2 separate regions of the Mus musculus genome follow, and region 1 is linked to region 2. The links are chromatin loops, found by intact Hi-C in ENCODE. Cell type or tissue: left cerebral cortex. All regions are shown on one strand. Links, peaks and the distances in the headings refer to the core of each region. The heading gives the core; the rest is flanking DNA.

The links. Hi-C counts contacts between places; a loop is a spot of excess contacts. Peaks named below come from ENCODE experiments on the same cell type or tissue, not always from the same donor. Only the 100,000 strongest peaks of a DNase experiment are listed, where the experiment ranks them.
Region 1: it touches region 2 in a loop (2.4-fold over the local background); 3 of 42 quality-filtered maps call a loop at or near these places.

The regions. Positions count from the first base shown.
Region 1 is chr11:78,185,554-78,190,930 of GRCm38, reverse strand. It overlaps Rab34 (RAB34, member RAS oncogene family), which reads right to left and starts at 2,183. Exons shown (of 10, transcript NM_033475.3): 1 at 1,541-2,183; 2 at 1,269-1,360; 3 at 736-801; 4 at 541-642; 5 at 389-453; 6 at 195-246. The coding sequence starts at 1,594. RefSeq lists an enhancer at 1,160-1,392. In left cerebral cortex, for the core only: no CTCF peak of the experiment used is centred there; DNase peaks (open chromatin) are centred at 1,394, 2,247 and 2,442; H3K4me3 peaks cover 1,972 bases; H3K27ac peaks cover 2,348 bases.
Region 2 is chr11:78,237,284-78,242,660 of GRCm38, reverse strand. The region is part of intron 1 of Supt6 (SPT6, histone chaperone and transcription elongation factor); the gene reads left to right. Among named protein-coding and RNA genes, the nearest start is that of Supt6, 5.7 kb to the left of the region's middle. In left cerebral cortex, for the core only: a CTCF peak has its summit at 3,894 (motif pointing left); DNase peaks (open chromatin) are centred at 2,251 and 2,621; H3K27ac peaks cover 1,467 bases.

The DNA of each region.
Region 1 (5,377 bases), core at 298-5,297, 52 kb after region 2:
GACAGGGTTTCTCTGTATAGCCCTGGCTGTCCTGGAACTCACTCTGTAGACCAGGCTGGCCTCAAACTCAGAAATCCGCCTGCCTCTGCTTCCTGAGTGCTGGGATTAAAGGCGTGCACCACCATGCCTGGCTTTGATCCCCTTTTCTAAAACCTCCCTGGACTTTCCCATCCTGTTCTGGCATCCTCACATACTTGGTGTGTTCCAGGGATGCCACGTCATTCAGGTTGAAGACAATGATGATGGCTGAAAGAGTGACAGAAACAGCTGCAGACTGACAGGAAGATGAATGGATGGATGTCTTTGCCTTTTCCCTGTCCATCACCTCTCCTCAGAACACTGACTGATGTGCTCTTAGACTTCCTGCATTCCAGAGCCAAATCCCTACCTTGAGCTCCACGGTAGTAGGTGGAAGCAATGCACTTGAACCTTTCCTGACCAGCCGTGTCCCAACTGGAAGAAAGGAGAGCAGAACCCAGATAATAGGGTGTGCAAAATGGGATGACAAGGCTATCTGGAAGGAGTGGAAGAGACACTCACAGTTGGAGACTGAAGGGGACACCCAAGACTTCAAATCGTTCCATCTCAAAATCCACTCCGATGGTAGCCTTGTAATTCTTATCGAAGGTGTCTTTGCAGAACCTAAGGAGACACCAAGTAGCCTGTAGCCCCGCCTACCCTGTTAAACTGGATCCAGCTGAGTCTTTGCCCGGCCAAGCTCCAGTACCCTGTTACCTATTAATGAGACAGGTCTTCCCCACAGATAGGTCTCCCACAACGATGACCTTGGATATCTTAAATCTGTTGGACAGAAGAGTGGATGGACAGAGAAAATCCATATCAACTAAGGTACATTACCATAGATAGGCAGGTCTCCCTGGAAGCCCAGAAAGTCCTGCACAGATGTGCTGTGGAGCAGTGTTCAACATTAGGGACTTTCAGACCTGTTTTTCTGGAGTGATGGGGGAGGAAGTCGTGTAGTGCTGGGGGTAGCCTAGGAGGGCTCTGCACATGTTAGAATAGTGTGATCGTTCACTCTGTCTCTGTCTGTCTGTCACTCCTCCCCGCTCTCAGATACCCCGCCCCCGACTAGAGGTTCTATGGGTGGTGTGACTCTCCCTGTTGGATGTCTTTTCCATAGGCTCACAACCTCAATGGGAGGAAACTGGGAGAACATCAGAACTGAGGCATAACCTTGTAACCACAAAGGGGTGAATGACTTCAAAGTTTCTTGAGTAATTTTTTAGCTAGGAGTGTCCCTAACTCACCCCACGGTGCCTGTCCGGTGCTCCTGGCAGGCGCAAGTGACGCGGGGGTGGAAGTCTTTGCGCACGTGCAAAGCGGCCTCTTTCTTCAGGCACTGAGAGGAACATTGTGAGAATGGAGCTTTTGTGCCATAGCCAAGCAGCCCTGGGCTGGGGGTGGGGTGGGAAGCGGACCACCCAGGAGCAGCGGGCCTTGCAGGGCGACGGGGCTGGGCCACCTTCTCCCCGCCCACACTCAGCGACAGCCAGAGGCCCGACGTGGCCCTGGTGCCTACCTGGGGCAGCTCCGCCAGGACGCGGTCCCTCCGCACGGGCGCCAGAATGTTCATCTTGTCTGCGGCCTTGCGGGGCTCCCCGGGAAGGCGCAGAGGCCTGATCCGCCCCGGCGGCCGGGACCCGTGGAGACCCGACGATTATCCGCGGCCGCGGGGTACCGACAATCACCCGGGGCCACGGAGAGCCTGTGGGAGCCCTCGGCCTTGGAGACGCTACGACCACCGCGGGCCAAGGGGACGAGACAATCACCCCGGGTCTGGGAGAGCCCACAATCACCCGAGCCCGGGGCGTCCCGAAGACCACTCGGGGGCGGGGAGATCCCCCGGCCGCTAGTTGTGGGCGGGGAGTCGCGTCCCGGGGAGCCCGGGCCCGCGCGGATCCTACAATGACACGGGGTCGGATAGCCCCTACGATAACCCGGGGCCGCGGAGACCCGACGACAACTCGGGGCTGGGATGGCCCTACCATAACAGAGAGGCCTGGGGGGGCTCGGGGCCGCCCCGCCACACGGGGTCACTTTGCGCAGGGGCAGCAACTGCCGACGCCCTCGACCGGTGAGAGGAGGGGGCGACAACCCTAGACGCGCAGCGAGGCCCGCCGTCCCACTCTGCGAGCGTTGCAACACGATCCCCGGAAATTCCTGGAGAAGGGCCGCCCCCTGCCCCGCACCCCGTCGCTCCCGGGTTTGCAGCCGCCTTCAGCGCGGCCCTCGCCAACCCCCTCCTCTCCTCTCCTCCTCGCGCGCTGCCCGGGCTCCAGATGCCCTACCCAACGCCAGGACCGCCTACACCCAGACTGGAGCCTTTCCAGACTGGGATCCCTTAAGTCTCTCCCCTCCATCTCCCTGTTGGAGCCGCGTCTTCCCCGGGACCACTTACCCAACGGAACTGGTGATGGGGAACCCGTGATTGTAGCACAGCATCTGGCAAGACCCGGAGCCGCCGAGGGGAAAAGGGGGAGAGAAGGGGCCCAAGGAGAGGCGGTGCTTCCCTCCACGACTCCAGGCCTGGCACATGACTCATAGAGTCTGCCCCTGCTCGCCCTTCTGCCCTGGGAGGTGAGAGGGATCTCCTAACGGGGGTGTCAAGATCTGAACGAGGTGTCCACTAAGGACCAGACGTCCCAGATCTGTTGACTTCTCCCGTCGAGCCTCCTTCCATGAAAGATAAAGAAGTGTTAGGTAGACTGTGAAACTTCGTCTTTTGGCGTGGTCACTCACCACTATGGGATTGCAGAACCCTGCTTCTAATACGGATGAACATTTTCTAGCCGGAATAGAACAGTCAAAACCAGAACAGCTTTTCCTTTTTGTACACACACACCGCCCGCGCAAAGAAGAAATTGATATATGTTTATATGTTTGGAGCTAAATTTGAAGATACAAAAATGAGTGGAATACAGTATTAGAAGGGGAAGACTAGTTCAGGATTGAGGACTATGAAATTATTCACAAGAAAAACTAGAGTAAGAGAAATCACAGCTGTCTCAGCTGTGGCTAAAACTACTTAAGGATCATTACTGGCGTCTAGCACGGGGGCTGACACCTGTGGTTCTAGCACTTATGAGGCTGGGGACTTTACTTTAAAGCCAGCCTGGACTACAGAGTATGACTTTTGTCTTTTTTTTTTTTTTTTTTTTTTTTTGGTTTTTTTCGAGACAGGGTTTCTCTGTATAGCCCTGGCTGTCCTGGAACTCACTTTGTAGACCAGGCTGGCCTCGAACTCAGAAATCCGCCTGCCTCTGCCTCCTGAGTGCTGGGATTAAAGGCGTGCGCCACCTTGCCCGGTGACTTTTGTCTTAAAATAAATCTGGATGTGATGCACTTGGAGGCAGAGGTAGACCTTTGTGAGTTTGAAGCCAACCTGATTTACTTAAAGAGCTCCAGGCAATTCAGAGTTGTGTTGTGAGGTCCTGTCTCAAGAACTAAGAGGAGGAGGAGAGGGAGGAAGAGGAGGAGGAGGAAAACAATGATTAGGTTTGGAGAGACAGTTCAAGAAGGCTCAGAGGTTAAGAGCACTGACTGCTCTTCCAAAGGTCCTGAGTTCAAATCCCAGCAACCACATGGTGTCTGACAATCATCTGTAACAAGATCTGACTCCCTCTTCTAGAATGTCTGAAGACAGCTACAGTGTAGTTACATATAATAAATCAATCAATCAAAAAAAAAAGTAATTAAGAACACTTGCTGCTGATCTTATAGAGATCAGGGTTTCTGCTCCGACCTGTACCCCGAGTTCCAGGGGTTTAGACACACTCTTCTCTCCTCCTGCACCAAGCATGCATGTGCTACACAGTTTCATGCAGGCAAAACACTCATACACATAAAATAATTTTAAATACTAGGGACTGTAGATCATGTAGTCATGTAGTAATGACTGCAGTCATTACTCAACAGTGTACAGTGCATGTGTGTTCTGAGAGAAGGCCCTTAGTTTATTTCCCAGCAGCCACATGTTGTCTTCTCCTGTTGAGCCTCCTCCCGTGGTTCAGGACCACCAGGAACTCCAGCTCCAGGGTATCCTAAACCTGGCTGCTGTGGTTACCTACATGTACACACATGCAGACACACATGCACATACATGCACACACATGCAGACAAACACGCACATACATGCACACACATACAGACACACATGCTCACACATACATTTAAAAAAGTAAAATCTTTTTGTTGTTGTTATTGACTTGGTTTTTCTCTGTGTAGCCCTGGCTGTCCTGGAACTTGCTTTGTAGACCAGGCTATCCTCGAACTCAGAAATCTGCCTGCCTCTGCCTCCCAAGTGCTGGGATTAAAGGCTTGTGCCACCACCACCCACTATTTTTTTTTTAAAGAATTATTTATTATATGTAAGTACACTGTAGCTGTCTTCAGACACTCCAAAAGAGTCAAATCTCATTACAGATGGTTGTGAGCCACTATGTGGTTGCTGGGATTTGAACGCAGGACCTTCAGAAGAGCAGTCAGTGCTCTTAACTGCTGAGCCATCTCTCTCGCCCCTCACAGCAGACTTTTTTGTTGCCACCAAATCACTGTGGTAACAACAGATCACTGTAGTGATAACTACATTGGACTCAGCTCTGCAACCTCAGTCTCCCACAGGTCAGATGGAGAAGGTGGAGAAAATCCTGTCCTAACATTGCACAGCTTCGCTTTATCTGCATCACTTAGGCAAACTGCAATCTGTTTGTATCTTGTTTATCTGTTTGTGGCAGCCTCACTATGTAGTGCTGGCTGGTCTGGAATTTACTGTGTACCACAGGCTGGCCTTGACTTTGTGTCAATCTTCTTGTCTCCTGAGTGCTGGGATTATAGGTGTGGCCTACAAAGGCCTTCTATCATTTATCTATCTATCTATCTATCTATCTATCTATCTATCTATCTATCTATCTTTTTGAGAGTGGTCTCACTACATATACCTGACTAACCTGTAATTTGCCATGTAGATCAGGCTGACCTTGAACTCACAGAGATCTGACTGCATTTATTTTCTCGTGCTGAGATTAAAGGTGTGTGTCACCACGCCAGGCTACAAATTGTATTTAAATTATTTTCAGACAGGCAGTGGTGGTGTACGCCTTTAATCCCAGCACTTTGGAGGCAGAGGCAGACAAATTTCTGCGTTCAAGGCCAGCCTGGTCTCAAAGTGAGTTCCAGGACAGCCAGGGCTACACAGAGAAACCCTGTCTCAAAAACAACAATAACAAAACAAAAAATATTTTCCCTGGTTTTTTTTCTTTTTTGGTTTTTCAAGACAGGGTTTCTCTGTATAGCCCTGGCTGTCCTGGACCTCACTTTGTAGATCAGACTGGCCTCAAACTCAGAAATCCACCTGCCT
Region 2 (5,377 bases), core at 125-5,124:
CCCAGAAAAAATGGCATCAGATCCCATTACAGAGGGTTGTGAGCCACCATGTGCTTGCTGGGATTTGAACTCAGCAGACTCCTGGAAGAGCAGTCAGTGCTCTTAACCATTGAGCTATCTCTCAGCACTGCTTCAGTCTTCTTTATTAGACCCTTTTCTTCTCTCCCTAACGTCTACATATTGGATTCTCTTGGGATTTAATCTCGATCCTCTATATACTTAGATCCCTCTGTGTTCTCTATTGTAGGCCAGGATCATCTTTTTCCTGGACTATGAGGTAGTTTCCCCAGTTTTCTGTTTCCACTCAAGATTCCCATATAGTCTTTGAAGATCCTTATGCTTTCTTCACATCCCCCTTCCTCTCCATGGTCAGGCTGACCTTCTCTGTTGCTAGGTCATGCTAAGAGAAGGCTCTTCTCCTGCACCTCATCCAACTATCTCCCCCAAGGAGTCAGTTCCTACCCTTTGCTCCTGATCACTCCTCACTCTGTAGAGGAGGCTGGCCTTGACTCAGAGATCTGCCTCTCTGCCTTCTGAGTGCAGGGATTAAAGGTGTTCACCCTCACGCCTGGCTAGGTCTTTATTTGAATGCACTTTTTCAAGACCAGATTGAGTTTCTCTATTAGAAGGTCTCGTGGTTCTCTAATTAGTTTGCAGCAGGGTCTCAGTGTGTAGCCTATGCTTGCCTCTAACTTGAAGTTCTCCTTCCACCTGCCAAGTGCTGGAGACTTAGGTGTCTCCACCTAAAAGAGAGAGTGAAGTATTTTGTAGGTGTGAGCATGCCTGTATGTGGAAGCCTAAGGATAGCTTTGTGGAGTTAGTTCTTCCACCTTTCTGTGAGTTTGGTGGTCTGATTAAGGTCATCAGGTTTGCATGGCAGACACTTGGCCTATGGAACCATCTAATCAGCCCCCAGCCTAGATTTTAGATTTTTTGTTTTTGTTTTTGTTTTTTTTTTTTTTTTGGTTTTTCGAGACAGGGTTTCTCTGTGTAGCCCTGGCTGTCCTGGAACTCACTCTGTAGACCAGGGTGGCCTCTCGCCTGCCTCTGCCTCCCCAGTGCTGGGATTAAAGGCGTGCGCTACCACGCCCGGCGATTTTAGATTTTTTAAAATGGGCCGGGCAACAGTGATGCGTGCCTTTAATCCCAGTACTTGAGAGGCAGAGGCAGGCATATTTCTGGGTTTGAGGCCAGCCTGGTCTACAGAGTGAGTTCCAGGATAGCCAGGGCTACACAGAGAAACCCTGTCTTGAAAAAAAATAATTTAAAAATGTAGATAGGTTTCTGAGACTTTTTTGGTTTTGACTTTAAGGTTTTTGCATTCTAAATGAATATTTACTCATTGGTACCTTTGAAATAAGCCTGAACCTTAGTTCACAATAACAGAATGCAGAATATTTTATATTTTAAACTCCACGGCAGACCAGAAGGGCTATCCCCCACATAACTAGGCCTTTTAAATCTAATTTTTTGCTCATGTTGCCTTTATCCAGGACCCCCCTTTTTTTCATAGAAAAATTTATTAGGGAGGATTAAGCACCGCAAAGGTGGGAGGGCATCAGGCATCCTCTTGTGAAGAAGTCCAAGGCATCTCTCAGCGCGTTCTCGTCATCGCTACTTACTGGATGGCAGACAAGGGTCCTGTCTACCACTGAGATCTACTGTGCCCTCGGACGTCTTTTACCATAATGTAATTTGTAAAAATTATGAACTCTACCAGGGAGGAAACATACTACATTCAGTTTTACAAACCAAGACAGAGCATGACCCTCAAGCAGACAAGCACAATGTAAATAGTCCTTGAAGCTTCAAAACAAAAGGAGTTAACAGACTAGATCTCTCTTCAGCCTGGTCTCCTCTTAATTGCCTCCTACAAGTTCTTGTTGGAAAGGAGGGACTGTTGAGTCCTCCCCTGTGGCAGTCTGATCCCAGCTCTAGTGCTCTTCCAGAGAATGTCATGGCAACCAGCACCCTCTCCCTCTGAGCCACAACTCACACTGCAGCCGGCTCCTGCCTGGAGAAACCTCCCTCCTCGTCAAGGCCCATTCCAGGTGCAACTTTAACTCAGTCTTTACTTTGAAGCGTGTGAGTACTAAATGCAAAGATCAAAACAAGAATCAGCTCATCCTACATGCCTCCTATTAATAATGATAGCACACACACGTGATGCTTTATTCACTCTTGGCATCGGCAGCCTGCAGTGCTGATGCAGCACTCCACGAATCTAGCTGTGGATGATGGGAAGTCATGATTGCTGCTGGCACTCCTCTCTTAACTGGAAGTCTTAGCATCTAGCTGGATTGGAAGCCTTCCACAGGGATAGCACAGTGCGTGCTTTATCTCTAATTTAGGCTGCGAGCTAGGAGGGAAGGGATTCAGCTGTCCTCTCGACTGCATGCAGTCTGGAACACCAGCTGCTCCCCCCCCCCTCAAAAAAAAGCCTTTGTTTTCTCAGGTAGGTTGTCCATTTCTCTCTGTTAAATAGACTAGGGACATCTAATTTGACCCCTTAAAAGATTGAATTCATGATATAGTGACCTAATTAAAGCAAATTGTGTGTTGAGACTGTTGTATCCAAATCTATTTTTAATGTCTCAGTTCAGGGCTTAGGAGGAGCAGTGTTCAAATTAAAATTAGCAGGCATGGTGGCTCATTCTTTTAATCACAGCACCCAGGAGACTGAGGTTGGAAGATTGCTGTGAGTCCTACTGAGTGAAGTTTCAGGTTACACAGCCCAGAGTGGAAAACTGCCTTAAAAAACACCAAATATAGGGATGGGGTTCTCTTTCCACCCTTCCTCTTTCCTTCCTTTCTATCTTTACTTTTTTTTTTCTTTCTTTCTTTTTTTTTTTAGTTGTGGTCTCACTATACAGTCCTGGAACTCTGTAAATAAACAAGTCTGGCCTCCAGTTCACAGAGATTCCCCCTTCTAAATTGTGGGATTAAAGGCATGATCCACCACATCCAGCCTAGAACTTCAGATTTAATTGGCAAAATCTTTTTTTTTTTTTTTTTTAAATTTTTTTATTTAGTCATTTATTTATTTATTTATTTAGTATGAATACACTGTAGCTGTCTTCAGACACACCAGAAGAGGGCATCAGATTCCATTACAGATGGCTGTGAGCCACCATGTGGTTGCTGGGAATTGAACTCAGGACCTCTGGACAAGCAGTCAGTGCTCTTAACCACTGAGCCATTCCTCCAGCCCGGCAAAATCTTTAAGACACTCATGCGGCATTACTCAAGCTCAGTGACCTTAAGGATAAAGATCTTAGGAAACAAAAGCAGGGGGGCATAGGCCTGATCCATGTAACAGCTCTGCACAACTTTTACATAGTCATCAAACTTCAGGACCAATTTATAACCTTAAAAATTATCCAAGAGATCAGGCAGTGGGTCTTGTTGGGTGGTGGTGGCGCATGCCTTTAATTCTTTTTTTTTTTTTTTTTTTTTTAAGATTTATTTATTATTTATTATATGTAAGTACACTGTAGCTGTCTTCAGACACACCAGAAGAGGGCATCAGATCTCATTACAGATGGTTGTGAGCCACCATGTGGTTGCTGGGATTTGAACTCTGGACCTTTGGAAGAGCAGTCGGGTGCTCTTACCCACTGAGCCATCTCACCAGCCCCCGCCTTTAATTCTAGCACTCAGGAGGCAGAGGCAGGCTGATCTCTGTGAGTCTACAGAACAAATTCTGGTACAGCCAGAACTACAAAGAGAAACCCTATCTGGAAAAACAGAAAAAAAGATTATTCCAGGGGCTAACGAGATGGTTCGAGTGGTTAAGAGCATGTGTTGCTCTTGCAGAGGTCCCTGGTTCAATTCCAAGCACCCACATTGTGCCTCCCAGGGTTCCCTAAGTTCAGTTCAGGGGCATCTGATGCCTTCTTCTGGCAGCCTCAGGCACTGCATGCACATGGTACACATAAACATTCATACATTAAAAATAAAATAAATCTTTGTTTTTGACATTGTAATGTCTACCTACAAAATACAGCTGGATTCTCCTAACTTTTTCTGCAATAAGCCTGTCACGTGTTATATGACCTGGAAAATACTACAGTACAAGAGAGGTGATCTCTGGACCACTGATACAATGTGACCAACACATTGAAATCCGACAAGTGTTACTGTTGGTGACTGTATCACTTTGAACAAGAGACTTCACCTCTGAGTGTATTTCTTCCCTTTTTGATTTTTATTTTCTTCTGCCCTAAATGACAGAGAAACAATGTTTTATAGCTGACAGGACAAGTTTCTAGTATTTGATCAATGAGCAGCAAATGGTGTTTTTAGTTAAAGTGCAAAGGGGTAGCTGGGCATAGGCACTTACTGCACAAGCCTGGCAACCTGAACTGATTCCTGAAACCCATGTCAAGGTGGAAGAGAACTGACTATGCACACATACAAATACACATACACATCCCCACACATACTCACATACACCATATACAAACCACACAGTATGTATACACGCACACCTAGTACACACACACACACACACACACACACACACCACCCCAAATACAGGTTCTTGATGTTGTTGACAAGGTTCATCTTAGTTGGGTATGGTGTTGGTTGATACCAGTTCAGGTGACTTCCAGAACCACAGCCACCACATTTATGTTACAAATACTAGGCACCTGTATTTGTACAGAGCGCCTAGAGGGTTAGAGCTTTTCTGGTACAGAACCACAGAGGGCCTTTTGCTGTACAGTCATTTGTTGTCGTGGTTCTTGTCATACCTGAGCTGGGTATGATCTCTGTCTTCCAGAAATTTTTACTCTGGAATGTGGGAAAGGGATACACAGCTAGTATAGGGTAGCTGAGGGGTGTTGCTGAGTATATTAGCAGGCAGCTTTAAGGCTCTGAGGTAGAATCCTGGGGTTATTGACTTGTTTGATGTATGGGATTTTAGTGGGTTGCCTTGTTTTAATTGTTTTTTTTCCATAGAACCTCAGGTAGCTCAAGCTATCTTTGACCTTGAACTTATCCTTGTGTGTGTGTGTGTGTGCATATATGTGTGTGTGTGTGTGTGTGTGTGTGTGTGTGTGTGTGTGTGTTTGTGTGTGTGTGCATATATATATGTGTGTGTGTGTATGTATATATATATATATATATATATAAAATGTGTATGAGTGTATGTGCACGTGCGCACACAAATGTGAATGTAGAAGCCAGAGGACAACCTCAGGTACCTTTCCTCTGGGGCTATCCATTGTGGGGTTTGTTTTGTTTTGTTTTTGTTTTGAGTCAGTCTCAATGGTCTGAAGCTAAGTTGAGAGTGCCTCAGCTCCCTCTGTCTGTTTCCCTACTGCTATGAGTTACCAGTCCATGCTACTATGCCCAGCTACTGAGCCACACCCTC